2 separate regions of the Homo sapiens genome follow, and region 2 is linked to region 1. Evidence: chromatin loops called from intact Hi-C (ENCODE). Cell type or tissue: GM12878. All regions are shown on one strand. Each heading gives the region's core, and the rest is flanking DNA. Links, peaks and the distances in the headings are about the cores only.

Region 1 (15,343 bases), core at 4,867-12,866:
AAGTGTATCTGTTGTCTGTTGCTCCAGGCTGGCATTTTTAATTATTTCTGGGACAAATGGATCGGTGATACACAGAAAATCTGTAGGGCTTCTTGTCAAATTAATAAAATAATAATGAAAGTAGTCATCTCAGACTGCAAACTGTCAAAATCCTTGAGAGGTCTATAGTAATCTACATGGTTAAACAAACTAAAGTGCTCCTGCATGCTATTTTAAATCCTAAGTGCGGTGACATAAAATAGATTGTGTAGTGTCCATTGTATACAATGACACCTACTGTGACAAAACCCGACTATGTTTAATGACCTTTTTAAATCTTATACCTAGAGTCCATAAAAGCATTGTAATTCAGTTGTAAAACACACTTTAATAATCAAAATGCAGCTGTTAAAATAGCATTGCTCATAATTCTAACTTGAGGCAATTTTTTTGTTTTTAATGCAGAAGAGCAGACCACAGTTTAAAATTCCTATGAGGTCACTATTGGCCATTACAGTGTTTTTTTGCAACTTAATAATAGATGTTTTAAAGTTTAAGTGCAGCCTCAGGCACTCATAAGCATTTATTACAAATCGCTGGTTGCCTCCCTTATGCAGAGAGGAATAACATTTACATACAGTAGCACGGATTAATAAGATAAAAAATTTGAAAAAGCCGTCAGTCAGGGAGCGAAACTGGTGCTAATAAAGCCCACTATATTCTTCGGAAATATCAAGCCGTCTGTTCCAATATTTTGCCATTCCCCATGAGGTATACAAATCCAAATCAGATAAGTCTCAAGCAATGCCAAAGACATGCTGCTCTGCTCTCCAGTGGCACCCGGCTGAATCTTTTATTTATCTTCAGAGCAATTGTACATTCTAGTATACTAAAGACTGAAATAAACTGAACATCACTCATCAGAAAGTTTCATAAAACGGGGCCCTCCTTCCTTGTTTGCTAAACCATGATTAGTGAGAAAAATGCACTGCAAAGTATGTATCATGGTAAGGAAATATAATAGTAGGCATGGGACCTCTGTAAGCAAGGGCTAGTTAAATAGAACCACATCTTGCTGGAATTTAAAATGATGCTCACGTGAAATCAGACCTAAAGGAGAGAAAATTGCTTTAGGAAAAGGAGTCCACGAGCCTTTCCTGTCCTCCGTTGTGGAGTGGCGCAAACTCAAAGGTGCAAGGGAAAGCAAAAGCAAAATAGCACACATAATTTCACACGATGATTAAACTGCAAAGATCCTTGTTATAACAAATCACTGTGTCACTCTCCCAAACTGCAGCATAACAAAACTGCACATAAAATCATTTCTGCCCCTCGGAACATTGCTAATTAAAAAGTACAGCCGTTAGTGTTCTGATTGGGGATGAGGCTGCCCGTTATTTCTAGCCCAAGTGAACATTGATAAAAGAAATTTATTTATTTATACATAATTATTATTGTTACCCTACTGAACAGTGCTGGGGATTTAGAGAAATGAGACGCCACGGTTCTAATTTTTCTTCAAGAAGTCTGCCATATTAACTCCATTGAATAATTACTGAAAAGTAATACACTCGTGTAATATTACCTTATGCAAAATTGCATTAATCAAAAAGTGAGCCCGCTGCAATCAAGTAATTTGAGGGTGGGGGAAGGCATACATGCATAGCACATTTTCCTCAGGACTGATTTTCCTTACAACAGAGTATTACCTAATAGTTTTGTAGCAATGATCCCAGGAAAAAAGGGAAGCAAATCAGAGGTTGAAAAAATATATACAGCCTTACTCTTACATAGAGAGGGCCACATAAATGGCAAAGGAATGACCAGCTACTGTCTTGACAACCTCCTCCACTCCTCCGACTCTGTACACAATAAAATAAATCCTGCTTGACCTCTCCAAGGAGCCAGACCATTGTTCCCCACATGAAGAAGTAAACGTAGCCACTTAATTACGCCCAAGCAGCTTTATAGAACAGGGGGCTTATGACACAAAATGAACAGTTTCCTGTTGGGGTAGGCTTTCTTTGGAAATTAAGGAAAAGGAAAAAAAAAAAAAGCCGGTATACACGGGGAAGATTATTCCAGGTGTGCATGAAACGTGGCAAATTAGTAAGGGTTCTTGTGCTTACATAATGTCTCATAAATACCAGAGTCCTAACAGCACTAAGGCAAGTGCAATCATTTTTATAGCCTTTTGTCTTGTAAGTTTGGCTGAGAGGCATGGAAAGGTACCTCTCCGATTGGAATCTAGACCACTGTGATCACAGGGAACAAAACAGATTCCTTAGAGCTCTGCATTTCATATCTTGATTTTTAAAAGGCTGGGTGGCATGGTAGCAGGCTGGCAGGCTGGGGTGCTGGTTATTTTGTTGTTGTTTGAGTTGTTATTTTTGTTGGATTCATCTTAGTGGCCTTGTCTGCAAAGTGTGCTTTCTTCCACCAGCCTCTCCCAGGCTAACTGTGAATAGTGCCCATTTTGAGATTAGGAGATTAGGTTATTCATCACTTGAGATGCTCCCCGCTGTGCTGCTACTATCCGAGCGCAGCCAAATCAAAACATCTCTGGAAGGCATTTCAGAATAATTGAATGCATCATAATTTCCCTATTAATACATATCTCATATTACAGATTATGCATGAAATGTTCACATTATCTGTTACTTTTTGTTAACGTCTTGCTCCTTGCCAGTAAATTTAATACACAGAGTGAATCAGCATGCTATGATGAAGGGATAGGTTACTGATAGTCATTTTTTTCAGGATTCAGTAGAAAATTAAAGTAAATCGATCATTTTATAGCCCCACTGGAATGGCTACAAGGGCATGTTGCTAAGCAAATGGTAATTTAAATGTACTGTGTAATTTTTCTACGCAATTTACTGAAGGCAGATTTTATTTCTCAGTTAATATCAGATGCTCTTTATCTCTTAGTGCATGATGTATCAGTGATAGACAAATTATTAATCCATGTTTCAATCAAATACTGTGGTTTGACAACTGCTCATGTAGGCACTATAGGAGTTACATCCCTGAAAGAATATGACTATCATTAATACCTGAAAAAAAAGACAACTGACTAATTCAATATTCTCTTGTATAAAAAGCATGCTTATGCTACATTCTCATCAAAAAGTAATCAAAGTAAATCCTAATGAAATTTAATAAAAATATCCCTATCTCATAACAAAAAGTTATATTCAGTGTTTTCAGATCAGTTATAGATTTGCATTTTATGACAGTTATCTGGCTATAAAAGACATCCTTTTTTAATACTTTAAGATTTTGGTAATACTTTAAATGTAATATGGGAGCATATAATTAAGTACTGAAACTATAATAAACATTTTAAGATAATTACATGTTATCCATGGTGAAAACTTGTCCTCTCAGGCATAATCAAATAGTAAATAATTATTTTTGGCTTTCTTTAAAAAAACACACATAGGATACCAGGGTAGTTTTAATTTTATAATAAATCAAAGGTTCTGTATTTTAAGGCAAGTAAGATACATAAAAGAATCTCTGCTTGATGATACCCACCATTTTTATGAAATTAGAAAAGAAAAAGAAGGAGGGCTCCATTTACCCTTCAGGTTGCTAAAGTAGAGGCAAGATCCTCCTACTGCTGGTGTACAAAATGTATTATTGTCATTAATGAAAAAGTTAATGGGCCATTTTCTTATATATCAATTTACATTTTACAATTTGAGTACACAAATGATATGTACAGCAGAGAGCTGATTATTTTTGCTCAAGGAAATAGTTTTAATGTGTTTTTATGGACATCAAGTGTTGTGAATAATGATGCTTCCACAGAATGCAAATAGGATGACAGCTCTTGGGTTGTGATCAACAGTCCTTGGATAAAAGGTCTGCTGGGACAGTAATGTTCTGTGGAGGACCTGAACAGTAAAAAATGGGAAACAAGGAGGACATCGGAATATTTGAAAGGTAGATCAGCAGATGGGACTTGGAGTATGTCACTCATACACAGGCATCAGATAATATTCCCAGTTTTAAGAGAAAAATATATTTAATAGAGAATGTGTCTGTGTAACAGAGAACTGCAGACTGAAAGATATTGCTGATTCTGGTTGATAAAATCTATTTCTGAAATTAGATATAGCTCACCATATAAGAGATGAATTTTAATAACACATTTATACCACAGTCCCCAATCACCTTTGCTTTCCTAACTTCTATGTGTGAAGATCACTTTTTCTCACCACTTTAAGGCAGTCACTGTTGCAGTCAAATAGGAATGTCCCCAGGAATACTACAAAGCAGAGTTCTTTTGAAGAAATGTGAATAATAATTTCTTGAAACAACACATAAATTGTCCCTTTACCACGGAGCATAGAACAATGTGAGATCTGCTGTGAGACCACAATTACAGTCTCCAAAGAGCAGTCATTCCCTTTGTTTGGTCACTGGAATTTGTTGGCAGGTGCCATCTCCACATTATAGTCCTGCAGTCCATCCCAGCACACCTGTACCTGCAAGGATATCTGAGCATTTTGGTTCTAGCTGAAGCGACACCCACCCACACCACTTTATGCTGCCAGATTCTATCACCATCCCAGAACTGACCCCACCAATTTCTACCTGGGACTGGAGGGTTAGAACACATGCCTGTAGACACATACACACACACACACACACACACACACACACACACACACACACACACACACTTAGGCTAAGTAGACAGAAAGCAAAGACATCTGGATAAAAGTGAAAAGTTCAGTCAATCATTAATTTCCCCTTTTCATCTACATATTAGGGAAAGGGGGGCTCAGTATTCTCCCATCAATAAGAACTCTCATTTTAAAAACAACAACAACAACAACAAACTTTTAAACAAGAAAAAAATAGAAGTCAAGTTGAGTTATCTACATTAAAAAAAACTCCAGGTGATAACATTTTAGGTATCTAAATAAGCGTTAATTTGAAAGAAATGCTTATAACTCCATATAATTTTTTTTAAGTTTCACAAAGATTTCTAGACCTGTTTTTTTAAAAATCTACTTGAGAGAGAGAGAGAGAGACTACAAATAGAAGCATGACCTGAAAATAGCACCCACAATAAACTGCATTAGGAAAAATTTAATTAATGGGGTAAACATCCTATGCCAGTTGCATGTTTTTAATACGTGGGGATGTCCCAAACCAGCAACAATGCTACAAGACTGGAAAAGCATATTGTCTTTTCAGTATATAATAAGAGGCAGCCGAATGTAAAGAAATACCTATCCATATGTGAATATAAATAAGAAACCTAATGTAGATGAACAAATTGCTCTTCAGGATGAAGCACAGTGATGGAAGCATTGCTCTGAGAATCCAGGATTATCGAATCTTTATTATTCTTTTTTTTTTAAAAATGCAAGAATGAACAAATTGGCAAGGCTTTTGTTCCAAGATTACTTTCTTATGTATTTCTTTCACCACTTCCTGCTCCACCACCCAAAAGCTCACCTTTAAGTATCGCCTTTTAGCCAGTGATAAGCAAAGTTTCCTGGGCTGCTTTCACAACAACTGCCTGGAAAAGTGCACAATGGAAACAACCACAGCCACCATGAAAATGAATCTCACCTTTGAAACTTCCTTCCCCCAAACAAGTACAGTTATAAGTCACAGGAAATGGGGAACCCATATGCCTGTATTGAAATTTAGATAACTGTAATTATTTGAAATTTGAAATACTGAGCACAAAAATAATTAAATTTGGAAAGGCTCCTAGAACATCATCTAAGCTCCGAACATTACTTCAAAGAGAGCGTCCTTCCCACCCACCTCTATCCAAAACAAAGTTACTTCTTTAACTTCTTTCTCTGGTCTGGAAATCAACATGCCTACATCCTCTTATATTTGAATTTATTTTCTCTGCCAAAACTCAGCATCAGTGCCTTTAGGCGCACATAGGAAATGAAGTGGGTTGAATCTGCTATCTTTAGCTATCCTTCTATGCATGACTAAAAGCTGAACAGAGTTAACTGACCTCATATGTATATGAACTAATTGTATGACAAACCTGTTTTCTCCTTTATATATTAAAAAAAATTGTGTGTGTGTGAGCTTTCTAATCTTGAAATATATACATAAGGATTTTTAAAAATATACTTCATTGCAACAGGTCATTCCATTAATGGAAGCTTATTATATATTATTTCTAGAACAGTTGAGTATAGTTTAGAATTTGTCAAGTTTATTTTCTCTACCTCATTATCGAAGAAATAAAAAATATCAATGAATCCTGAGCCTATTCTGTCAAAATTGGATGGATACTATATGTAATTTAAATTGCAATAAAATTTATGTTTATCTTTCCAGTCTAGATCTAAAAATCTTGGTCTGATTTCCTCTGTAAAGAAAGTAGAAATGGTCAACTCTAATGGAATCAGATATGACTTGAAAGAAACCCAACATTCAAAAAATTTTTTAACTCAGCCAGAAAATGTCAAGATAATTAGTCCCAATCACATAAAGGAGTCATCATTTTACAAAAGTATCCAATGCTCTTTTTTAGCATAAATAATGTTCTAAAATTAACACAACCAAATTTGTTTAAAGTCACCTATAATCTAAATCCCTACAAAATAGCCTATGTAATCCAAAATGCCTCCCAGTTGCTACATATAAACATACTCACATTTTACATCTTGTATGTAAAATTTTGAGTAAAATTTTATATACATAGTATGTACATTATACTTTTCCACTTAAAACTATAGATCAGACATTCTTCTTGCTCATCATAATTGAATGGCCTTTTAAAAGTCTAGCTTTTTTTAAGTCTAGCTTTTAAATAAATGAATAAGTTTTCAATCGGAAGCAGTATCATCATTTTGTTTTTAAACAGGAAGCTTTCATCCTCTGATACCAAATAAAGAATTCAAGGCCAGAAGGACCATTTTTGAAAGCTTAATATTCTTGGTATTTATGTTAGTACCTGTGATTGATCATGCTTCCCACTTAACAATGATCTGAGGGTCCTAGCTGGGAAGCCAAAACTTATTTTGTTCATACCCTCGAACCGTAAGACAACTTAACCAATCAAGATCACTGGAAAGTATAGAGGTTGCTGTTATAAGCCTGTCCATATCCGAGGCACAGAGCTTCTCTCCACGAAAGGCTTCTCCAACAAAAGAATTATTTGCAAATTCCAAACTCTACTCTTTGGAGCTATTCTCCAGAATGCTGAAGCAGTACAACAGCCAGGACCATTTGTGGGCAGGTTTTGTAGCCAAATGAAAAATACATAGAAAACATCTCACAAAAATGGATCAAATCAATAAAGCAAATAAACACTTCTCTTCAGCACTCAGCAGGTACAGACTTATTTTCCCACCCTTCTAAAGTAAATCAGCAATCTATCTTGAAAAATAAAAAGAATATTTCACCACAAATTGACTGCATTTAATAAAATACAAGCTCTCCTGCCCAGACAGAGAAAATTTGAAATCAATAGTCAAATTCCCCATCTTCTCTAAGTGAGAGAAACTAACATATAACTTCACTGTTGCTCCATGAAATTATCCCATGGTTCTTCATGTTGCAGCAAGAACCCTGCCAATTCTTCACTTTTCAGGTAAAGAGGAAAGACAATGCACAGTAAATAAATAAACAAATGACTGTCTCCTTTGGCAAACAGTTAAAAAAGAAAATAATAGTTTCCCTGTTAGGAATAGATTCAGGACACCAATACTTGAAATGTATTGTTAGAAAGTGTACTATCAATTTTTTTTTAATTAACAGATTCCTCTCAAATGGATTTTTGTAACAATTTCTCTAAAAGTAACATGATGCAGGGCTGAATTAGCTAAAGAAAAAAAAATATTTTAAAGAAAGAACCTTAATATGGTGCTTCAACCACCATGGTGGAATACTTTCAAACTGGCACCAAGATGGACACTTGGGCAGACACAAACTGTGGGCGATGTTTTATGATTCCAACCACCATGGTGATGCCTCTGCCAAGCAAGCTTGGGAAGAATGCTCCTGAAGGGCCACAGTTCTGTGGCCTCTGTTGCTGGAAATTTGCATGTGTAGAAAGGTCCCAGGGCAAAATTTGTGGCACTTCGGTGCCCCCTTGTGACCAATTTGGCACCAGCATGAACTACACCAGCCCTTGTAGAAAGTGAGAGCAGGAATTTCTTAAATCCCACAAGAATGCAGGGTGGGGCGGAGAATTATAATGTTCTATCTCTGTGTATGTGAGAAAGTCTGATGCCGGTGCAATGAGAGATTTCTACACCACTGCTTTCTCACAACAATTCGATGCCCTCCACCTGAACCCCATGGCTGGATTTCATCTGAAGATAAACCAGAATGAACAGTCTTGCAGCCCTGGCTCTCAGACCCCCATCAACAAGGGGAATCATTTTAGATTGAAAAATGTTATGTTCTTATTATCTAAATTTAAGAAAATTGGAGATAGCATTTAAAGTCTTTTTGATAGAGTCTTTTGCTTGGCCTCAAATCTCTCTCAAATTTTGAGCCCTGCCAGATTATTTTATACATTTTTATGACACTATTTCATTTCCCCCATCATTATTTTTTTCTACATGCAAAATGACTTTTTTGGAAAATTGTGTCACCAATGGATGCAAGAATGTAACTACATTTATCAGCTCCATTCCCTTTCACCTACACAACACCTCAAAGCATTAAAAACCAATTCTACATGTAATAAAGCTTGTAAATATTTCAGATTCAATGTTGGGTTGAGGACGAAGGACAGTTTCCCCCACAAATACAAATTTGCTTCTGATGTTTATCTCTGCAGATGGTTTGACTGCAGATCCAGAATTGGATTGCCGTTCTGTCTGCAAAAATTACCTGGGAACCATCTACTCCTTCTCAACACATTTATTCACACAGCTCCAAAGACATTCCAGTGTGGGGGTTACATGCTTTCTTTGAAGGAAAGGACTGCTGGAGGTTTCAAACTTCACATTGTATCCAAGGGCTGAAGGATGAGGGAGCCAGTGATAAACCAGAGAAATGAAAGGCAGAGAAAGTAAAGCAGTGTGAGGGAAAGCACATGAATGAAAAAGAATGAGAAGAAAGTGCTTGATCTTGCATTTCTAACAAGTTCTCAGATAATGTTGATACTGCTGGCTTAATCAGTCCCCATATCCTGGGGAAAATGTCCTTTGTATCTCAAGTGGGAATAGAGTACAATTGTGACTCCTTTCTTGCTCTTGTTTTGAAAATCATTAGAAATATCTTTGGGAATCACAACACTGCACTCATGGTTTTCTTTACGCTTTTGGTAGCACAGTGGGTCTCATGGATGATGGATGTTCTGCTGTTCATCTTCAAAGACAGGTAAAGCCCTGGTTGTACTATCACCACTGCTGCTCAGTGAAACTCTCTTGTGAAGTCTCTGTGCATTTTCAGTAGGATGAAGGGGGAAACCCCTGAGTGGCTCTTCAGGATCATAAACTACTGTTGAATACTACTTTCATTGAATATTTTCATTAAAAAAAAAAGGGCTATGAATTAAGGAAAGAGAAATGATTTTTGCTTCTGCTAGTTGAATCTCAGCCTCCACCATACTTTGCAACAAACAAATTGTTTAATTTCCGTCTTAACCCTCTGTCAATATTGCCTTTATTTGGCAAGCCTTTGGTGAGAATGACTTGTACTTCCATGCCCCATGCTCCCTGATGCTAATGGTATTTACTTAAAAAAAAATCCACTTTATGAAGGGTCATGAGTCTCTAGGGGAATGATAACTGCCACAGATAGGGATTGAATCTGTTACCTTGACCTCTCTCACAGTACTTTTTAACCTAGGGCTTTGTCTTGACAAAGTGCTGTGCCTGGAATACTCACAAAGTAAGGTTACAAGTAATGTGTTGCTGCTACTAGTAAAGTACGAAAGTTTGTGAGAGATTTATATTCACATCCATACACTACATCCAGACATGAGAAGAACTTCAATGTCATCTATGGAGTAAAAACACTGCAAATTGTTTTCCTAGTTTTTGCTCTGGGAGATGTGAGAGAGAGGTCTAGAGTTCCAGTTGGTTCCCTTGCTCACCCAGGGCCTAGGACTCAATGCTTGACCCCTTGCTCTAGCAGATACTCTCAGGGACAGCCACCATGCATAATATTTGCCAGAAGAGTTAAACCACCTCTTCCTATTGAACGTGTCTTCAGCACAGAGTTGACTTGGGAACGAGACAGTGAGTCCCAGTGACCTAGAGCCCAGAAGGAAAAGATAAGAAATGTTCTCAGTATCGAGGCTTCTCTATTCTAAGTTGGAGAAACTGACAAAGGTATCATCCACAGTTTGCTTAGAAATATCTTCTACCAGACAGTCTCATAACCTGGTCCTTTACTTCACTCAGGTGTGCTCAAAAGCTTCCTCTTTAGAAAGCCCTTTTCTGATCACCCTGTCCAAAAGAGCAATCCTAACTCAGACATTCTTGATCCTATATACTGCTATATTGTTCTCTGTGGCACTTATTTCTATTGACATTACACTTGATTATTGGCTATCCTTGTCCACAGTTGTATCTCTAATGCACAGAAGAGTGCCTGCACAGTAAGTGCTCAGTAAATATTTATGAAAGGGCCAACTCAATGAACTTTGGGTACATCCAAGTAAGTACAGATGCTTCTTGACTTACAATGGTGTTATGTCCCAATAAACCCATCATAAGTTGAAAATGAATTTAACACACTGATATGGTTTGGATGTTTGTCCTCTTCCAATCTCACATTGAAATGTGACTTCCAGTGTTGGAGGTGGGGCCTGGTAGGAGGTATTGGGTCATCAGGGTGAATCTCTCATAAATGGCTTAGTGCCATCCCTTGGTGATGACTGAATTCTCACTCAGTCAGTTTACACAAGTTCTAGTTGTTTAAAAGAGTGTAACACTTCTTCCCTTTCTCTTTTGCTCCTGCTCTTGCCATGTGATGGTCTGGCTTCTACTTCACCTTCTGTCATGACTGTAAGCTTCCTGAGGCCATCATCAGAAGCAGATGCCAGCACCACACTTCTTGCACAGCCTGCAGAACTGTGAGCCAATTAAACCTTTTGTCTTTATAAATTACCCAGCTTCAGGTTTTTATGACAATGAACTAATGAACTAATACAATATGTAACCTACCAAACATCAATAGCCATGCTCGGAACATGTACATTAGCCTCCAGTTGGGCAAAATCATCTAAGACAAAGCATATTTTTATAATAAATCATTGAATATCTCATGTAATTTATTGAATACTGTACCAAAAGTAAAAAACAGAATCATCGTACGAGTATTCATCATTAATGTATACAGCTGAAGGCACAGTAGGCCTGAAGAATGTTGAAGCACTGAACTAAAATTAATTGCTGGATGATGAGGATGCTACAGATAGTCATGAGTTTATCTTAGTTTAGGAAAAGATCAAAATTCAAAGTACAGTTTCTACTGGATGTGTACCACTTTTACACCACTGTAAAGTTAAAAAAAATAGTAGGTTGAACCATTGTAAGTTGGGGACCATATGTATTTCCCATATGTAAACATTTCCTTAAAAAAAAAAAAAAAACTGAAGAACCTCTGCTCCCATCAACTATCTTCTGCTTCTCCAATTTGGGAATGACATGCCTGAGAGTACCCACATCAGAAAATACTCACAGTCCCCAGGTTAACACAGCACATGGCTCTCAAACTTTATTATACAACACAGTCACCTAGAGAGCTTGTTAAGAACCAGTGGAGCTTGATAGCTAAGCTCTACCCTTAGAGTTTCTGATTCTGTAAGTGGATGTCTGAGAATCTGCATTTCCAGCAAGTTCCCAGATGATGTTGATACTGCTGGTTTAAGGATCACACTAAACATCACTTTTTCTCTAAAATGCTGCAGTCATGGCAGCAGGTGATGGTTGTTAAATACTTTAAGAAATTAAAACACAGACATATTATGGAGTACAATGTACATTTCTCTGCATTTTTAAAAAGAAATGGTTTTCTTGCTGAGGGTTGATTTGGCATGAACGAAGTAAGAGTTTAACTCTTCCACGTGACTAAGGGCACTGGAGTACAGCTGGTTGAAGAGAACTGATCTAAGCCATGTTAGACTCAAGACAAAAGTTTCATGAATGCCCCAAGTTCTTCAATGCAGTGAGTCTCTCAAGAGGTGATGCAGAAGGAAATATCGAGGCCTGGTCTGTGGGTAGGTAGGGTGGGGAGCCCCTCCATTAGGCTAACGACAATTTCAGAGTGACCACAGGAAGCAAAGTTTAGCCTGGCAGTTAGTGGCGGGCAGCCAGGGGGCTCAGGGTTGCCAGAGCTCACCACACAGAGCGAGGCTGTAATGTCATGCTATCAGTTATCTGGGTCAGCCATCTGCGAGGCCTGTTGCTTTTCAATGGTGCTCTCGAGCCTTCAGTTTCATCTTTCTCTTTCACCCAGAAAAGAAAAGAATTGAAGGTAATTTAATGCCTTATAAAAAGGCACATCCTGTAATGTTTGCATCTTCCTTGTCCACATCATATTGCATGACTATTCTGTGGGATCCTTACCAAAAGTGACACGGGGCGAACTACCACTAGAATCCAAAGCAGAGAGTCATCTTCTGGTTGCAGACTGTCAAGGAAATGAAATCCAACCTTTAACCATCATCGTTCTCACTGAATGCATTGACCAAGTGTACTGTGCGTGATGGGCACACAGACTGGAAAAAAGCAGCAGTTTAGAAAAAGAAAAAGACAATTTCAGTGCTTTTGGTGTATGTTGCTTCCTTATCAAATGAATAAAGCTAATTCACTATTTACACATGAAACAAAATCTTGGTTCTGTGTATTCATATAAATATTTCAAAGGCCAGAGATCTTTTTCTTTACCATTTAGGTCTTCTTAAGAGTCAATCCAGCAAATAATGCTCTAGGGCAATTTGATACTTAAAATGATGAGACCTTTCCCTGGTGAGTCTCCCTGGGCTAGTTTTTCACAGCTGTGGTAACCTACACTCCACTTCCATTTCCCTAACAGACTTTCTGATCTCTTTCCCAAAATAAAAGCCACACATGTCACTCATGAAGAAAGACACCCACCTGTCCCTATCTTACACACTAAAAGTGCTTCTCAGTAAGATTTATTTGTGGTTTGTTTAGATTTGAACCTGTTGCCACACACATGCTATTTTCTAACCAAAATCCCTGTAGTAGAAGCCCTACCTCCCATTCTGAAACTTTATTTATTTCTGTTATTCCAGATGTATGTGCCAATCAGTTTAGCTCCTGCCAATTCTTGTTTATTAATAATGCTAACGAAAGAATTAAAATTCTACCAGATTTCAATCTCTTTTTTCATGCCTTAATAATGAGTCCTAAAAAGGATGAATTCTGATATTGTCTCAACAACTCAAAGGACTAGGTACAATCAGAAATTTGACTGGCTTTTTCCTACCTTGCACAAACTCAGGAGGGATATTCGTACTGCTAACTGCCACTGTATATGTGCAGATAATTTGCATTTTCATTGTTCTTTATTTTATGTTATTAGTTATTCATGAGATGAATATCACATTCAACAACTAATCTATAAAGCCTTTGCTTTTTAAATAACAATGTGCTGTTTTTGTTGTAGAGGGTAGAATGGAGAATGGACGTCCCATTTAGAGATCTTATACAAAGAACTGAAAAATGAATGACACATAAGCTCTTCCTTGCCATATGTAAAATCGGGATCTCAAAGAGAGTGACATTAGAGTTGGAAAATACAGACTGTACTACATAGGTTTATACATATAAGAGCCATATTAGCCAGCTGGACCTACTGAGAAAGGTCTCTCACCAGCAAGCCAAAGAGAAGAGAAGGTCAAGTTTAACCGTACTATGTAATGAACCTGTAAATGACTAATTATTTCTCACCAAACAGCACAATCTGCATGTGAGGCAAAAACCAACATAGAAAGCATCTGAACTCGTTTTTATTTTCAGTTGGATATAGTCCAAGTTTCATACACATTGGTTTCACTTTTCCCAATAAAGGCTTATGTCTATATTAACACAAATTGAAAAGAAAAAAATGAAAAGATTCCACTCTTTTTCTTAGTTTCAGGGAAGAGTACATTAAAAAAAATTCAAATGTGCATGTGAGGACCCAGCTGTGTTGTGAGGAGGAGGAGGCAGGTGGGTATTCTGGAAATGTGTGCATATATTGTAGCTGCACACTTAGCGATCTCAACATAAATGTCAGCTAAACATCACCCCTAGATAAGTTAGTCTTAAAGGGAGAGCAATGATTTCATTTACCAAGAGGGGAGCAAGCATAGGGCCTTTGCTATACTCAAAGGATTTTCCTGGAATCCCACTGTGGTTATCTAGGGAGGGGCTGCTTCACCTTAGAGGCAGTGAATTGCTAGGTCTTGACTTGCTTAGGAAGGAGGTAACTATCTCTCCCAGGAAATATAAAAAATCCATAAAAAGAGTTCCATATTTCTTTCAATAATACAACTTTGGAACTCAGAAATTCTGATAGAAAACACTGATGGCAGTAGTAATACAACCTAATATAATGAATAAAATAGAGAAAAATAGCGATCTAAGATTTAAGATAGTTGAAGAATAGAAATACATCTTTTTCATCCTTGTATCTCCCCCAGTACCTGAAATTTGGTAAGTGTCTAAGAATAACAATAACAGCAATGATAGCTAACATTTATGGAACTTCATTTTTGCCAGGCATGGTTCTAACCACTTCAAGAGTTTCAATTGCTGTTATCCTCAATAAAAGCCTGCCAGTGAAATACTGTCATTATTCCCATTTTACAGATGAGGAAATAGAAATACAGAGAATTTATGAAACTTTACCAAGGCCATACAGCTAATAAATGGCAGAAGGGGATTCACGTTCAGGGGATCTGGCTCCAAAGCTTACCCTTATAACTTCTCTGCTAAATTGCATCTTTTATACAGCATAAAAATTGCTGAACAGAATTGCTGAATTTTACTGAGGAGCTGAATTCTATTGTGCCATATTAAAAGTGTAAACTCATTGTGAAACTGAAAACTTAAATCAAAACTCTAGAAACACCAAAAAATTATACAGAGGCACTCTGGAGTTTACGGTGATTATAAACATATAATCACCATCTATATATAAAATTCTATGTTGGCTATATTATAACAACACTTAGTTTTAAATGACCGATATTGCCTGAGAAAATTTAATTCTTCAAAACTTTAGAATTTCTTTGGCAAATAAATCATTTGGCAATATTTCTAGACATTTCTCAAGTAGAAATACACAACCAGTTAAATAAAATACTTGTGAAAATGTGGTGATGATTTTTTTGGTTGCCCCTTTGCCCTTTCTTTCAGGGTCCACCTCTGCTGTCCTCCCCATACGCAGC
Region 2 (15,343 bases), core at 3,007-11,006, 410 kb before region 1:
CCCATCTCTTGGCCAGACTCTTTTAGATTTTACACCTCTCAAAACTTTATATACAAGTATTAACTACCGCTCCTAGCTCATCCTATTATATTTTGCCCTATAAAAACTTTATAGGAGTGGATGCTATAGGCTGAACATTTGTGTTCTCCCAAAGTTCACATGTTGAAACCTAATCCTCAATGTGATGCTATCAGGAGATGGGACCTTTAGGAGGTGATTAGGCCATAAGAAAGGAGACCTCATAAGTGGAGTTAGTGCCCTTATGAAAGAGACCCCAGGGAGATCCCTCATTCCTTCTGCCATGTAAGGACACTGTGAGAAGACTGCTTTCTGAAAACCAGGAAGCCAGCCTTCACCAGACACATCTGCTGGCACCTTGATCTTCTACTTCTCAGCATTCAGAATTATAGGAAATAAGTAATTACTTATAAGCTACCTAGTCTACGGCAATTTGTTATAGCAGACTGAATGGGCTAAGACAATGGGTAAAATAATATAACATTTACTTAGTTTCACAGATGGAAAAATGAAGCATTTCATTTGCTTCAGACATATTTAAGTATTTCAGACAAATCAATAAGATGTTTTTAAGAACCTGATATATTGTAGACACCTTTTTATTTTATTATCCATGTTATTATTTTGATACAGGGTCTCCCTCATTGCCCAGGATGGAGTGCAGCTCTCTTCAACCTCCGCCTCCCAGGCTCAAACCATCCTCCTGACTCAGCCTCCCAAGTAGCTGTCACTACAGTTGCGAGCCATCATGCCCCACTAATTTTCAAATTTTTTTTGTAGAGATGGGGTTTCTCCATGTTGCCCAGGCTGATCTTGAATTCCTGAGCCCAAATGATCCGCCCGCCCCCCGCCCCAGCCTCCCAAAGTTCTGGGGTTATAGTTGCAAGCCACTGCACTCAGCATATTGTAGACACCTTTATCAAGTAATAGAAATGAAGTTCTCAGCAGAATACAGGGGTCAGCAAACTATGGCCTTTGGGCCAAATCCTGTCCACCACCTGTTTTTGTAAATAAAGTTCTATGAACACAGCCATGCTTGCTTATTTATGTATTTTCTAAAGGAGGTTTCATGCTAAAATGGCAGAAGTGAATAGTTGCAACAGAAATTCCATGGCCTACAAAGCATAAAATATTTACTCTCAGTCCCTTTACAGAAACTGTTTGCCAGCTCCTGATCTAATAAGTTAGTGCTATTCTCTCCATTTCCAAGCAGATGGTCGGATCATATTTCATGACTGCTTTGAAGTCAGAAGTGACCATGTGACCTACCTTGGTCTGTAAAGTATGAGCAGAACTGATGCGTGTCTTCTCTACATGGAAATGTTTAAAAGCCTTTATGTGAGTTACCATATCCTATTTTCTTATGTTTCTGCTGTGCAATTATTTGCTATGCTGTAGCTCCCATCAGCCTACAATGAACTGCAATGAACAGAGCCTCCTTGCCAATTGAAATTGATTGTGAAGCATGAGCAACAGCAATAAAAATTGTATGAGTTTTTTTTTGCCACAGCATAACATATCCTGTCCTGATATGAAGTAAACATGTAAGCAAATCTTAATAATTTTCAAAGAACACAATGAATTGAGGAAGCCTGATTAGGAGAGACTTTGCAGGGAAATATCTAAGATTGGGTAGGGGTGGAAAGAACAAATAAGGATTTACTAGGTACAAGGTAGACATGGGAATTCCATGGCATGTGAAGACTCATGCTATGTTTGGGGAAAATCAGACTATTTTTATAGATAGAAAATAAAGTGCAGGTGGAGAAGTCGAGGGTGATGAGGTCTAAAAGGTGATTAGTGCTTAGTTCATACATCCTTGTTTACCTAAGAGAGTTGGTATAGTCCTGCTGTCATGGTGTATTATTAATAGTTCTCCTTTTTATTTTCAAAGATATCCTAGTTTAGATGATAAATTATATGGTCACTCGACTTACATGTCATGATTATAAGACTGGCCTTTATTTTATAGGTGATGGGGAATCAGCAGGAAAGAGGCATGATTCACCTTAAATAATCCTTTCACCATCAAGTTTTTCAGAAATGGCTAGGTCACCTCAATTTTCTCTGTACCCTTCTTTAGAAATAAGAATCCCCATGCTTAGTAGGCCCAATATTACCTACCTAAAAGACAATGCTGCCTATGATCCTTTGTGGCTCAGGATAGCCATGTGACAACATTCTGGCCAAAGAGACATGACAGCATCACATGGAAATTCTGAAAGCTACCTTTAGGGGGCATGGGGAGTACAATTAATTAGATGACAAGTAGACACCCATAACATAGGTAATGCAAAGCTACATATTTCCTAGAGGGAACATAAGTCATTGATGACTTAATGGAGCCACAACAGCAACCTTAGATTGCCTCCCTCCAGTCCTCTCTTATGTGGGAGATAAATAAATTTCTATTTTGTTTAGGCAGTGTTATTTTGAATGTTCCTATCATATGATACTCAACAAATTGCTAGCCTATATAGTTCGGTCCTTCACCAAGAGACAGTTATTGTCAATACAATGGGAATGTATAAGAGGCAACCACTTTGGCCCAGATCCCAATGCCATCCCCTAATCTAACTTTACTAGGGAGTTTCATATTTTGGGAGTCACTGGGCTTTCACAAATAAAACTGATAACACTCATTGTTCTTATTTTTCTGCTTAGGGCTCTTCTCCATTGATTAGAGGCTAAAGAAGAGGACACTCTTCTGAGTCAGCAAGCTCTCCTTACAAATGTAGCTCTTGCATTTTGTTTTGTGCATTTTAAATAATGCAACTCAAAAAATCTATTATACTTTAAAGTGCTCTTGGTGGGCTATGGAGTGTGAATAATATTTAATGGGATGGGGGGTAGGTATGGAATACAGAGAAAGGGAAGGGAGGGAAGGAAAAGCACAGACACTTACTTCTGTAAGAACAACAGCATTCTAAACTAAATGGCTATCAAACATAAAGAGCTGTCCTATGGATAGTTTCTCATTCCCATCTATGCTACTGTAATTACTCTGTAAAAAGAGCAAAAGCAAAACGTTTCCTTCATGTAAGAATCTTGATCAGAAAATATATATATACATATATATATGATTTAATATATACATATTAAAGCAGCCAAAAGAATAACCTAATGCAGGCAAGCAGTAAATGTAAAGAAACAAAAGTGGATCTAGCCAGATTATATATTAAATAAAAGGCAATGAATAAGGACTGAGTGAAATTTTATATGTGCACATTACACCAAACCAGTCAAAGATTCTGACCCCTGGCACTACAGAAATGATGCAGCCATCTTCTTCGTTCTGATGCTTTCAATAAAATCATTCCCAAGAGGGCTAGGGAAAAACTCTCTCTCTCAATAAAATTTGAAACCGTTGGTATTATAAAAAATCATACTAATAATTGGATAGTGTTCGGAAGTCGCTTTCATAAAGCCTCCCTTTTCACTTCTCTCCTCAGGTTTTAATATTACCCAGAGAGTCCATCAGATCACCCAGGTTTTGCTGGAGATAGAACATTGTAACATTGATTGGTGCCCTTGTGAGGTACAGGTCAACAACATGCATATCAACAGAGATAGCTTGACGGATAATGCACTCTGAGTTTCTAAACACAGCTCACTCACAATGAATATGCTCAACAGCCTCTAATGCAAATAAAGGAATACAGCTGGTGCCTGGGCCCTTGGACAGGGGGAAAAATGAGTTCTGAGAATTAGGTGCCTTTAGCTAAAGTCACACAGAGCTCTACCATTGTGGGCTATGTGCGGAAGAATTGACAGAAAGGCTGCTGTGATGGTGAAGTAGGAGGTTCTGGAAGTTGAGGTCTTGTGAATGCCAATAAAACTACATGGGAATGTGAGATAGGCCCAGGATGTTAAGAACATCCAGGACAGAATGGAAGTTTGCAGTCACAACAATTAGTACCAGTTGACAAGGTCTTTTAGAAACATGTCAGCAGAAGAGGCCACATATGGTATCTCTTTTACACCTTTCTAAAGTTGGGAGAAGAGTGAGAGGAGGAGGAGAAATGCTGAGGGGCCTGATCATTAAGCTGCGGGTCTGGAGGAGCAGCGGCAGCGGGATCAGCTGCCTGCTGAGCTTGGTCAAAGGGCTGTGGCTGAACTGGTGCAGCCAGCTGGAGCAGGGGCGGCAGGAATAGAGGCAGCAGGTATAGCAGATTGTAAAATAACAGGAAACTGCCATGCCTCGGGATCCCCATATTCCCTTGCCTGAGAAATGGCCCTCATAAGAGGGGTGTCATTATCAGGAAGGTATGTAACCTGTTGCTTATGGGTAGTAACAGCAGTTGTGACCGGACCAGAAGCAGAAAGGAAATTGGAGTTTTGAATAGAGGAGAAATTGAGAGCCTTTAAGCCAGGCTGACGCGCGGTTGCCTGCTGTGCAGGTCTTTCAGAGGCCTGAACTCCAGGCTGCTGCATTGACTGCAGGGCCTGAGTTCCAGGCTGGTGCATTGACTGCAGGGCCTGAGTTCCAGGCTGGTGCACTGACTGCAAGTCAGACTTCTGAGGAGCCTGATGCATAGAAAGAAAGGCAGAATTGAGTGCAGAGATAGCGTTGAGGGCCTCATTATCGAGCCGAACAGGGATAGGGTTGAGAGCCTCATAACCGGGCTGAACAGGCGGATGGTGGAGAGCCCTATAGCAAGGCTGAGATAGTACAGGAGGTTTGGGCCGCAACGGCTGCTGATAGTGCATTTTAGAGGGATTTTTTTGGATCTGGGGGAAGGAGATCCTCCACAAAATCCTCATAAGGCGATATTGGGGGCGCAGTAGGCGCGGTAGGCTGTGGTGTATTTGGTGGTGCCAAAGGAATATCAGAGTAGGGGTCCATTTCTAAAATGACGGCCTCAAGTTGTGCGGCGTCCTCTGGAGAGAGAGTACTGAGGACTTCCTCAACCTCTTCAGAGGAGAGGAAAGGTAGAGTACCCTCCATTCCCTCCTCCTGTGGCTGCAAGGATTCTAAAATGGAGCGAACCGAGGACCAAACTGTCCAAATGGCAGGCGGGATAACATGTCCCCCTCTATGAGCAGTTTTAAACTGTCGGCCCCTCATCCCAGTCTTTAAGTTCTGAAGTTCCCTCAGTTGGAAACCAAGGGCAAATGAGATCAACGACCTCAAAGAGTTCAATCAGTTTGTCAGAGGAAACTGAAATTCCTCCTTCTTTAAGAAGGGTTTTTATGAAATTTAAATAGGCCAAGTACTTAGTACTGGCTTGTCCCATGGTGTCCCCTAGATACTCTGAGTGCCCAAACTTACCACCAAGCTTAATGACCGCAATCCTCAGGAATCTGTCGTCGAAATTCCTCCGCTGAGTCCCCGGCTCAAAGCGCAACTTCACACAGCGAGGGAGAAAGGCACATTGGAGTACCAGATGTAGGGTCTAGCCCTATGGGGCTTAGCGGGTGTTCTCCCCGTGTGCGGAGAGGAGAGATTGTAATAAATAAAGACACAAGATGAAGAGATAAAGAGAAAACAGCTGGGCCCTAGGGACCACTACCATCAAGATGCGGAGACTGGTAGTGGCCCCAAAAGGCTGGGCGCGCTGATATTTATTAAATACAAGACAAGGGGACAGGGTAAGGAGGGTGAATCTTGTAAGTGATTGACAAGGTGAAGCAAGTCACGTGATCACAAGACGGGGGGCCCTTCCCTTTTAGGTAGCCGAAGCAGAGAGAGAGAAGGCAGCATACCTCAGCATTTTCTTCTATGCACTTATAAGAAAGATCAAAGACTTTAAGACTTTACTATTCCTTCTACCGCTATCTACTATGTACTTCAAAGAGGAATCAGGAGTACGGGAGGAACATGAAAGTGGATGAGGAGCGTGACCATTGAAGCACAGCACCACAGGGAGGGGTTTATGCCTCCGGATGACTGCGGGCAGGCCTGGATAATATCCAGCCTTCCACAAGAAGCTGGTGGAACAGAGTGTTCCCTGACTCCTCCAAGGAAAGGAGACTCCCTTTCGCGGTCTGCTAAGTAATGGGTGCCTTCCCAGACCCTGGCATTACCGCTTGACCAAGGAGCCCTCAAGCGGCCCTTATGTGGGCATGACAGAAGGCTCACCTCTTGCCGTCTAGGTCACTTCTCCCAAGGTCCCTTCAGCACCTGACCCTATACCTGCCGGTTATTCCTAGGTTATATTAGTAATGCAACAAAGAGTAATATTAAAAGCTAATGATTAGGGGGCTGGGCCCGGTGGCTCACACCTGTAATCCCAGCACTTTTGGAGGCCGAGTGGGCGGATCAGGAGGCCAGGAATGGAGACCATCCTGGCAAACACGGTGAAACCCCATCTCTACTAAAAATATAAAAAAATTAGCCAGGCGTGGTGGCTGGGCGCCTGTAGTCCCAGCTACTGGGGAGGCTGAGGCAGGACAATGGCATGAACCCAGGAGGAGGAGGTTGCAGTGAGCCGAGATGGCACCACAGCACTCCACCCTGGGTGACAGAGCGAGATTCCATCTCAAAAAAAAAAAAAAAAGCTAATGATTAATAATGTTTATGCTAACGATTGATAATTGTCCATGATCATCTCTATATCTAATTTGTATTATAACTATTCTTATTCTAACTATTTTCTTTATTATACAGAAACAGTTTGTGCCTTCAGTCTCTTGCCTGGGCACCTGGGTAATCCTCCGCCCACAGGTTCTGGAGGTTGAGGTCTTGTGAATGCCAATAAAACTACATGAGAATGTGAGATAGGCCCAGGATGTTAAGAGCATCCAGGATGGAATGGAAGTTTGCAGTCACAACAATTAGTACCAGTTGACAAGGTCTTTCAGAAACATGTCAGCAGAAGAGTCCACATATGATATCTCCTTAACACCTTTCCAAAGTTGGGAGAAGAGTGGGAGGAGGAGGAGAAATGTTGACATTTTAAAGCAAACGAGCCTGTGGGGCTCAGTGGCTCAAGCCTGTAATCCCAGCACTTTGGGAAGCCAAGGCAGGTGGAATGTCTGAGCTCAGGAGCTTGAGACCAGCCTGGGAAACATGGTAAAACCACGTCTCTACCAAAAATTTAAAAAATGAGCCAGATGTGGTGGTGCATACCTGTAGTTCCAGCTACTTGGGAAGCTGAGGTGGGAGGATCGCTTGAGCCTGGGAGGTGGAGGTAGCAGTGAGCCAAAATAATGCCACTGCACCCCAACCTGGGTGACAGAGTGAGACCTCATCTCAAAATAAATAAATTAATTAATTAATTTTAAAAAGCAAATGAGGGAAAGGCAACTCTTCAGTTTCAGATAAGCCAAATTGACTGAAGTTGATCTTGCCAGCCTCACTGTTCTCTGCTGCCCCTTCAGAGGCACATGTGTCCTGCTTACAATTACACCATAAGCCACAACATGAGGCACTGCTCCCTCTTTACTTGATCAAATCACCTTGACATGCTCTCTGACTGCCTCACTAATGTCTTCCTTAAGTTTCCACTTCCTCCTCCATACCTCTTGGGTCAATGCTGCCATCCCCCATGCTGACCATGGAATTCATTCAAGAGGGTACTGAAAATGCACTATTCCGGTCCACCCAATTTCCAACTTGTATAGAATCAAATTCAAACAGACATCCACAGTAAGACAGATGTAATGGGCAAAATGCAATGTGTGTGTGAGGACAAAACCAGTCCTACAATGGTGGAGATGATGGAAATAGAAGCCTGCAGACCAAGCAGACAGGGAGAATCACAAGCTGATTTTATTTCTCATAAGTTGAGCAAGCTTCTGCCCTGGAAATATGGGCTTTCTTCCCATATGACACCCCAAAGAGTGGGGTCCATCTCAATATGTTCTAAATTTTTATATTTTGATAATCAATATGTTGTCACTGCCAGTGATACCACCTAGATAGGTTAAAAAATGAGACCTTTGTTCTAGAGAAGTCTGGAGGCAGAGAGGAGAAGAGGTGTTTGTGGGAGGAATTGAAACACCACATATTTGCATCTTTCTTCTTAACCATTCTCCTACACCAAAAGCTGTGGCCAGGTATTTTCCTACTTATCTTAGTGCTCACAAATAGTACTAGGTGGGACACATTTTAATTTTCAAAGCCAATAGTGAGCAATAGTGTCTTCATATCTAGGATACTATGTCATTTCACTCCTTCTATTCCTTGGGCAACAAGGCCCATTTATTCCCCTTCCTTTCAGGTATTCACGATGTTTGTCAAAGTGAAGAAGCTCTGACTTCTGAAATAATAATGCCTGGAGGTGATGTGTCCTCAAGGGAAGGCTTTAATCAATTTTTCCATTGGTACTAGAGAGCTGAATCTATAAACTGCTGAGTAAAAAGGAGTGATGAGCTGTCTTAACACAGTCTCCACCTGTTTAAAGGTGCACTTACTCTTGCTGAGGAAAACCAGAAGAAGCTTCAGCTCCTGAACAATAGCTACAGCCAAGGATACTATCATCATTTCTTCCTTTTCTTGGCCTTTATTCTTCCTTGTCAGATCTCATACAACTCAACCAAAAGGAAGAAGAATAAGAAGAAGGAAGAGGAAGAGGAGGAGGAGGAGAAGGAGACCATTTTTCTATTAACTTAATCAGATCAGAAAATGGACTTACCTACTTGGGTGAAGGAAGCCAAAGGGAAGCAGTGTGTTGACGATGCTGGGAAAAGCACTAAGCACACCATAGTTGCTGTTATCTGAAGAGAGAAATAGATGTTCCCAAGGAAGAGGGTGTGAGGAGGTGGGTAGAGACTGAATATGACAGCTTTGCCTCTGGTCTTCTCCATCAGAGAAAATTGGGGCATAGAGAGATTTGTCAAAGTTAGCCTTGGTGCCAAAGAAAGCAGCTATGGAAAGAGAGTCCTGACACAACTGTATCTCAAGAAACAGCTGTCCATGATGTGTCATGGGGGAGCTGCTTGGAGCCTAGAGAAAAAGTGACTCCTGCTCTCCCTCCTCAGACTCAGCAGAGGGCCATGTGGACCTGAGGCTCCTTCTCTGTAAGATAATGCATTTAGACAAGAGCAGTATTTCCAAGGTTGTGTTCTTCACAGCAGAGAGTCTTACCAAATGATTAGTTTAAAGGGGGCACAAAGATTACAGGCCTCGGTGGGAAGTCAGACACCTTCCTCCAATTGGTAAGAAAGCACAACAATTTAGGCAAGTAACAATGTCTTAGCATTGGCTTCTTTTTCTGAAAATGGAGTTGGAAAACAAAAAATGAACATTAATTTCTCTAAAGCCCCTTCATCTTTAGACCTTAATGACCCTAAAATGTCATTGGCTCCAAATAAACATGTTTTGTTTATGTCTGTGGGAGAGAATAAAATATTATCTTTCTAAGAGACATTGGGGTCCTCAGTGGTTATATTTGCTTTTGCAGTTCTCCTCAAACAAACAAACAAACAAACAAACAAAAAAACACCTGGGCCCTCACATTCAGGGAAGATATAGACAGGAATTGTGTCATTTCAGGGAATAGCAAAATATTTTCTGAAAATAAAATGGGAAATAGGGAGGTAAACTCACTACAAGAAATGTTTATTTAGTTCCTACTGTGTTCAAAGCTCTGAGTCAATTCTAATGATTTTAAACAATGCCCACATTTAGAGCATGCTTCGAGAAATTATGTAAGAGGACCCAATATTATGACTACAATTTTACCAGGGAGGAAACTGAAGCCCAAGTCCATAAGGAGGCTTTCCCCAGGTTTTTGCCCTGGTTAGTGACTGAGCCAAGACTAGATTCCAGGTTTCCCGGTTTGAATGCTCTGTGCTTTCTACTCAGTTGCTTCCTATTCAGACAACCATTAGATACCTTTCTGGGATAGGAGAGTTTACAGAAGGATGATTTACCTTCAAGCTAAATTCAGGCCAACCAGTCTTTCTTATTACTTTGGATGTTTTTTAAAAATTTGATTTGTTTTCCTAAATGGATCCATTTGAACAAAGGGTTTGAATTATTCAAAATGGTTTAACTCCTCCCCTGGGTTTTATTACTATTTAAGGATCAATGGCAACTTGGAAGGAGGAAGCTTGGAAATGGAAGGTAGATAATTCATAGGTCAGGTGAGAACTGGGTCAGGGACATGCTAGAACTCACTGACACCAGAATTGGACTCATTAGTCTGATAAACATCACAGCCACCCAAAGAAGTGGAGAGAGATCTCCTCACCCCAGGGTTACAGTTAGAAACCCAGAGGCAGAGACTCTCTAAAGACATGGTAAGTTGATAACAAAGCCAATAACCACAAATGAGGCTTCTGCCAGCACCCTCGCTGGTTAACACAGATACCAACATTATTTCAGAAATGTTTTGCTTTATCTTTAAAAATATTCTGGGACTTTAAAAAATGAAAACAAACTTCTTCCCTCTAGGCAGGTGTGCATGCAGCAAGCGTGTGCGTGCACGTGCACACACACACACACACACACACACACACAGAGTCATTTAACAAGGATGAGAGGGCATGATCCCAAAGGCTTTCCAACCTCCTGTCCAAGGAGAGTTCCCAGCTAGCCTAATCACTCTGGCAACAGCACACCTGAGCATTTCCCTCTTGGCACAAAGGAAGAAAAAGGAACTGGGAAGCTAGTTCTGTTGGACAAATCACATCTGAGGCTGTAAACAGCCCATAGATGTCTTCCCATTTAAGAGGCCTTAACAAGCAAGTTGGGGAAATCATCTATTCAAAGGTTTAAATGTGACTCGGCCACTGCTTTGAAGTAGCTAAGTTGACGGAGTCTGCTCTCCATCAAATTTTTTCAAATAATAATAATAAAATTTGAAAATTATGATAATTATGTGTTCTGTACCCTGGATAGGAGCAGGCTACAGTGAAGCATATTTTCCAATGTAATTAAGGCTTTCAACTGATCCCTCCCAACTGCAATTGTTATTTCAGAAGTGAATTAACAAATCATGTCCAGCCTGCTCAGAATAAAAATTTGTCTCGAGTATTCCTGTAGCAACCGGCAAGTTCTGATTCGGAACAGGAGGAGACAGACTAGAAGAAACTTCTATTAGATTGGCTTGTGCTGATTCCCAACCTGGACAAACTTTTGGGGAAAAGGTTTAAGCTGGGACATCTGGAACCATTTCTAAGCTTTATTGCAAACAATATGCAAATAGTCATTCCCCTATGTTCACTTATAGCTCCCTATGCTAAACTTGAAGCAATTAATGCTGACTCCTGGATGCCCAGGGGATTCAGATCTCCTGTGGTTTACACACAGCACTTTAGCTATCGTGATGAATTAATGTAAGGCCTAGTAATGCACCTTTGAGTATGTGAGGCTTTTTAAGGCTCTTGGAGGTCAAGCTTGTGGCTGCATAAAGTACATTTTCCCTTGGCACACCAGAGACTCTGACAACATGCAATGCTATATTTCTATTCCTCACAGGTTCCAGATCCAAATGTCCAAAGTCACTATTCGGCTCCTTTGGGCAGCTGATGTTTCAAGCCTGTGATAATTCAAGGTAAATATTTACCAAGGCAGCCCAAGCAGGAACACTTTGCATGCTTAGTGAAATAGCGATGTGTCAATTCAGGGGAGAGGTACCATTTTTCTTTTTGTCCAAACACAAGGCAGGTGCAAAACCCAGGGCAGGGCACCACTGATCAGAAATCTCCTCCTTGGATTGGGATGGGTGCCTGCTGTGAGAGTTCTGCTAATCTCCATTTAAAAGGAAAGGCGGGAGCAGGTGTATAAAACCCGAATGCCTCCCTGATCAATGTTATTTACACACATAGGTGATATAGTGAAGAGGTTCTGGGCTGACAGCCACACAGCTTAGTCCCTAGTGATAACTCCACACTAGCTGTTTGGTCTTCCACGACTTTTTTTAATCCTTTTTGGATATGAATTTCCCATTGCTAAATGAGAGCATTTTGCTAAGTGAGGACCAATTTGGTGGTCTCTTTCAGAAATAAACCATGGTGGCTCTACTTTCCTCAGCAGTGTATTTTTGCTAGTCTGTCATTTTCTGTTTGGTACAGAGAAAATGCATCAATGATAGAGATTCAGAGATGCCCGACACTCTGTCCTCATCAGCTCCTCAGCTCTTTCAGTATCTCTTACCACCCTCTCTGTACTTTCCTAACTGTATGACCATTGGAGATTTTTTTAACTTATCCAAATCTCTATTTCTTATCCATAAAATGGGAATAACAGGGCTTAATTTATTGAATGATCACAAGAATAAAATTTATAAAATGTGCATGAAATTGATGATAGGCATTTAGAAAGCGTTAGGTATTGACAGTGTATATTGATTTAGCATTCCCTAGGATCTGCCCTGTGCATTCTTGCCTCTGTGTTTTTGGTCATTGTGTTTGTGTTTTTACGCTGTTATAATAAAATACTAAAAACTGAGTTGCTTGAACAGCAAAAATGTATTGTTTCACAGTTCTGGAGTCTAGAAGTTCAAGACCAAGCCATACTCCCTCTGAAAGTGCTAGGCAAGAATCTGTTCCTGGCTTCTCTCTTAGCTTCTGGAAGGTCCTTGGCTTTTGGCAACATAACTCCAATATTCACCTGGCCTCCTTCCTGTGTGTCTGTGTGCAAATTTCTCCTTTTGATAAGGACACCAGTCACATCAGATTGGAGACCCAGCCCACACCAGTATAACCTTATCTGAACTAATCACTTCTGTAATAACCCTATTTTCAAATACTATTCACATTCTGAAATACTGGAGGTTAGAACTTCAACATATGGATTTGGGGTTGGGGGGGGCAAAAATCAACCCATAACAATTCCATCCTCTGTCTTTAATCAAAAACTTCCCCGATCCTCTTTAACATTTAGCTCCTACCGCTCCTTTAAGACACAGATTAACTTCTTAGACCTTGTCTGACCATGCTCATCAAAGCTCAAAAGTGTTCTGCCTTCTTTAGAATTCTAGTAGGACTTGTCTGTATTTCTTATATGAAACACTTAGTTTTAAGTTCCCATATGTGGTTAATTGTCGTTATTCCATATGTATTTTATGTCTTTAACTAAAGGAGAATACTATATATAGTTGTATCTTTTCGAGCTCTTTGAACACTTCACTGCACAGAGTAGAAATTTAATTATTTTCCATCAGGATAACAAGTAGTTGAAGAAACATATCCAGAACAAAGTCATTGAAAATTTTACACAAATTCAATGAAAATACATATCTGCCCTTCCTAATTATTCTACATACATGAAAATGGTCCTCAGCAACTTTCTGATCAAGATAATTGTCAAAACATCCCATCATATCTTGTTTGCAGGTGGGACAATGGCTTCAACCTGAAGGTCAGTACTGCTAAACTCTTGGTCGAAACCTCACCGTAGGAAAGAGGATGTCAAAGAGCATTAGTCTAACATTCTGGGACTCAGCATCAAGCCTCTCTTGTGTTAATTCTGACTCTCACTTTGTTCTGATAATTAGGCATTGTGTTCCTAAAAGCCAGTCACCTGGGAATCCCAACGGTGGTGATTCTTCGGTGACAGAGAAATCTTGGGAACTCACCTTGTACATGGTCTCTGTAGGCCTTGGCCTTGTTCTGGCTGGCTTGAGAGTTCATCCTCTGACTACTCCCAAGACAGGCTTTGTGTGATCCAAAGGCCTGCTTCTTACTTACTGCTAAAGCACTTGCCTGATACAAACCTGCTGCCTATGATCCTAGATTACAGGATACCAATCTTTCTGATAAATTCCTCTATACTATGTTCTATCCAACTCTTAAAACAACTGAAGTGCCCCCTACATGGACTGCTTATTTTGTCAGCCTCCAAATACTCCTGCTTAGTATAATCAGTATTTTTCTCTAAAAAATGGGGTCTGTTTCACTTCCAAGATCATGCATTTGTGCAATTTAACCATGTCACTCTCAAGCTTCTTCTAAGAAATGGTCTAAGGAAGTTCCAGAGCCCCTAACTGCAAAACAAAAATCTGATGAGACAAAGCCATCTTTTGATGAGGACCTACTCTTTTGAGCTGGTTTTACTCACAGCACGTCTGACGTCAAATGAGAGGATTTTTTTCCTCCTCATATCAAATACATATTGTATTTTCCACACTAATTTTTCAGTTCTCTGATTCTCCAACAACTGAGTGTCCTACAATTTAATTCAAGTCTGACACGAACTACCTGCAGTGAGCATGAGACTCCGCAGGTTTAAGGGCTCAGTCCTACAAGACTGCCCTCATTTCAGATACTAGTCTCCAGAATCAGGTCACCAGATAACACACACTTCTGCCTGACTTAGCTACAAATTTGAGGATTCTCCACTCCCTCCAGTCCCATTTTGATAATTTGCTAGAACAACTCACAAAACTCAGGAAAGCACTTTACCTACTATTACCTGTTTATTATAAAAGACACAACTCAGAAACAGCCAAATGGAAGAGATGCATAGGGCAAAGTATGGGGGGAGTGGCATGGAGCTTCTGACCCTTCTCAAGGCACCCCCACCCTCCCAGAACCTGGAGGTGTCTACCAACCCTTTTGAACCCCTTTATTCAGGGGTTTTATGGAGGTTTTATTATGTTGATGTGCTTGATTAAATCATTGGCCATGGATGATTAACTCTATCTCCAGCCCCTCTCCCCTCCCCAGAGGCCGGGGATTGGGGCTTAAAGTTCAGACCCTCTAATTACACCTTATCCTTTTGGAGACTATTCCCCATCCTGAAAATATCTACCTTCCATGCCCCCTCCTGCCCCCATGAGTAACATAATTAGCATACAAAAGATAGCTTCAAATATAGTTTTAGTCCTCAGGAAAGTCCAAGAATTTTAGGATTTGTGCACCAGAAACTGGGGACAGAGCTCTAATATTTATTTTTTACTTTTAAAACACCTTTGTTGGTCCCAAATTCATTATGTTAAATTTCAAATCAATAAAAAGTGGTTGAACCTTTCAAAGTAATACTTGTGGACTAAAACTATAAGCATGGATTGCAAAGCAAATTGCATTTGATCAGATGTAATGACTCCTCAGGTTGCACAGAGCTCTGATCTTGAGGAGGCCACAGAAGCTGACTGAGTCATGGGGAGTCGGTGAAGTAGAAGATGCTGCAACCTGCCAAGTGTCAAATTTTTTCAGATTGGTCCTAATGCAGGTATGGGAAATAAAGGAAGCTGGGAAGCTGCCATTTTCCTGCTTGTGGGTTTAATTTAAATTGGAAGGAAGTGCTAAGCAGACTCAGGGAAAAGTCTTGCTTCCTCATACATGTGTTCACAAGAGGCATTGGTTGGGCAGTACCATTTAGTGGAAACATCTTGACACAAAATCAGCCTCATGTTTAGCTCTAAAGTATTGATCCTTAGAGCACCAAAAGCTGTTGACAAAAAAGCCATTGAAGAGCCATGTGAGAGCTAGC

Evidence for each region. A loop is a pair of places that touch in the nucleus more often than their neighbours do. Peaks named below come from ENCODE experiments on the same cell type or tissue, not always from the same donor. Only the 100,000 strongest peaks of a DNase experiment are listed, where the experiment ranks them.
Region 2: it touches region 1 in a loop (3-fold over the local background); 26 of 110 quality-filtered maps call a loop at or near these places.

Annotation. Positions count from the first base shown.
Region 1 is chr2:58,755,115-58,770,457 of GRCh38, reverse strand. All of the region lies in intron 2 of LINC01122 (long intergenic non-protein coding RNA 1122), which reads right to left. Among named protein-coding and RNA genes, the nearest start is that of LINC01122, 240 kb to the right of the region's middle. In GM12878, for the core only: a CTCF peak has its summit at 8,072 (motif pointing left); a DNase peak (open chromatin) is centred at 8,061; H3K27me3 peaks cover 180 bases.
Region 2 is chr2:59,163,835-59,179,177 of GRCh38, reverse strand. No RefSeq gene overlaps it. Among named protein-coding and RNA genes, the nearest start is that of LINC01793, 46 kb to the left of the region's middle. In GM12878, for the core only: no CTCF peak of the experiment used is centred there; a DNase peak (open chromatin) is centred at 7,977.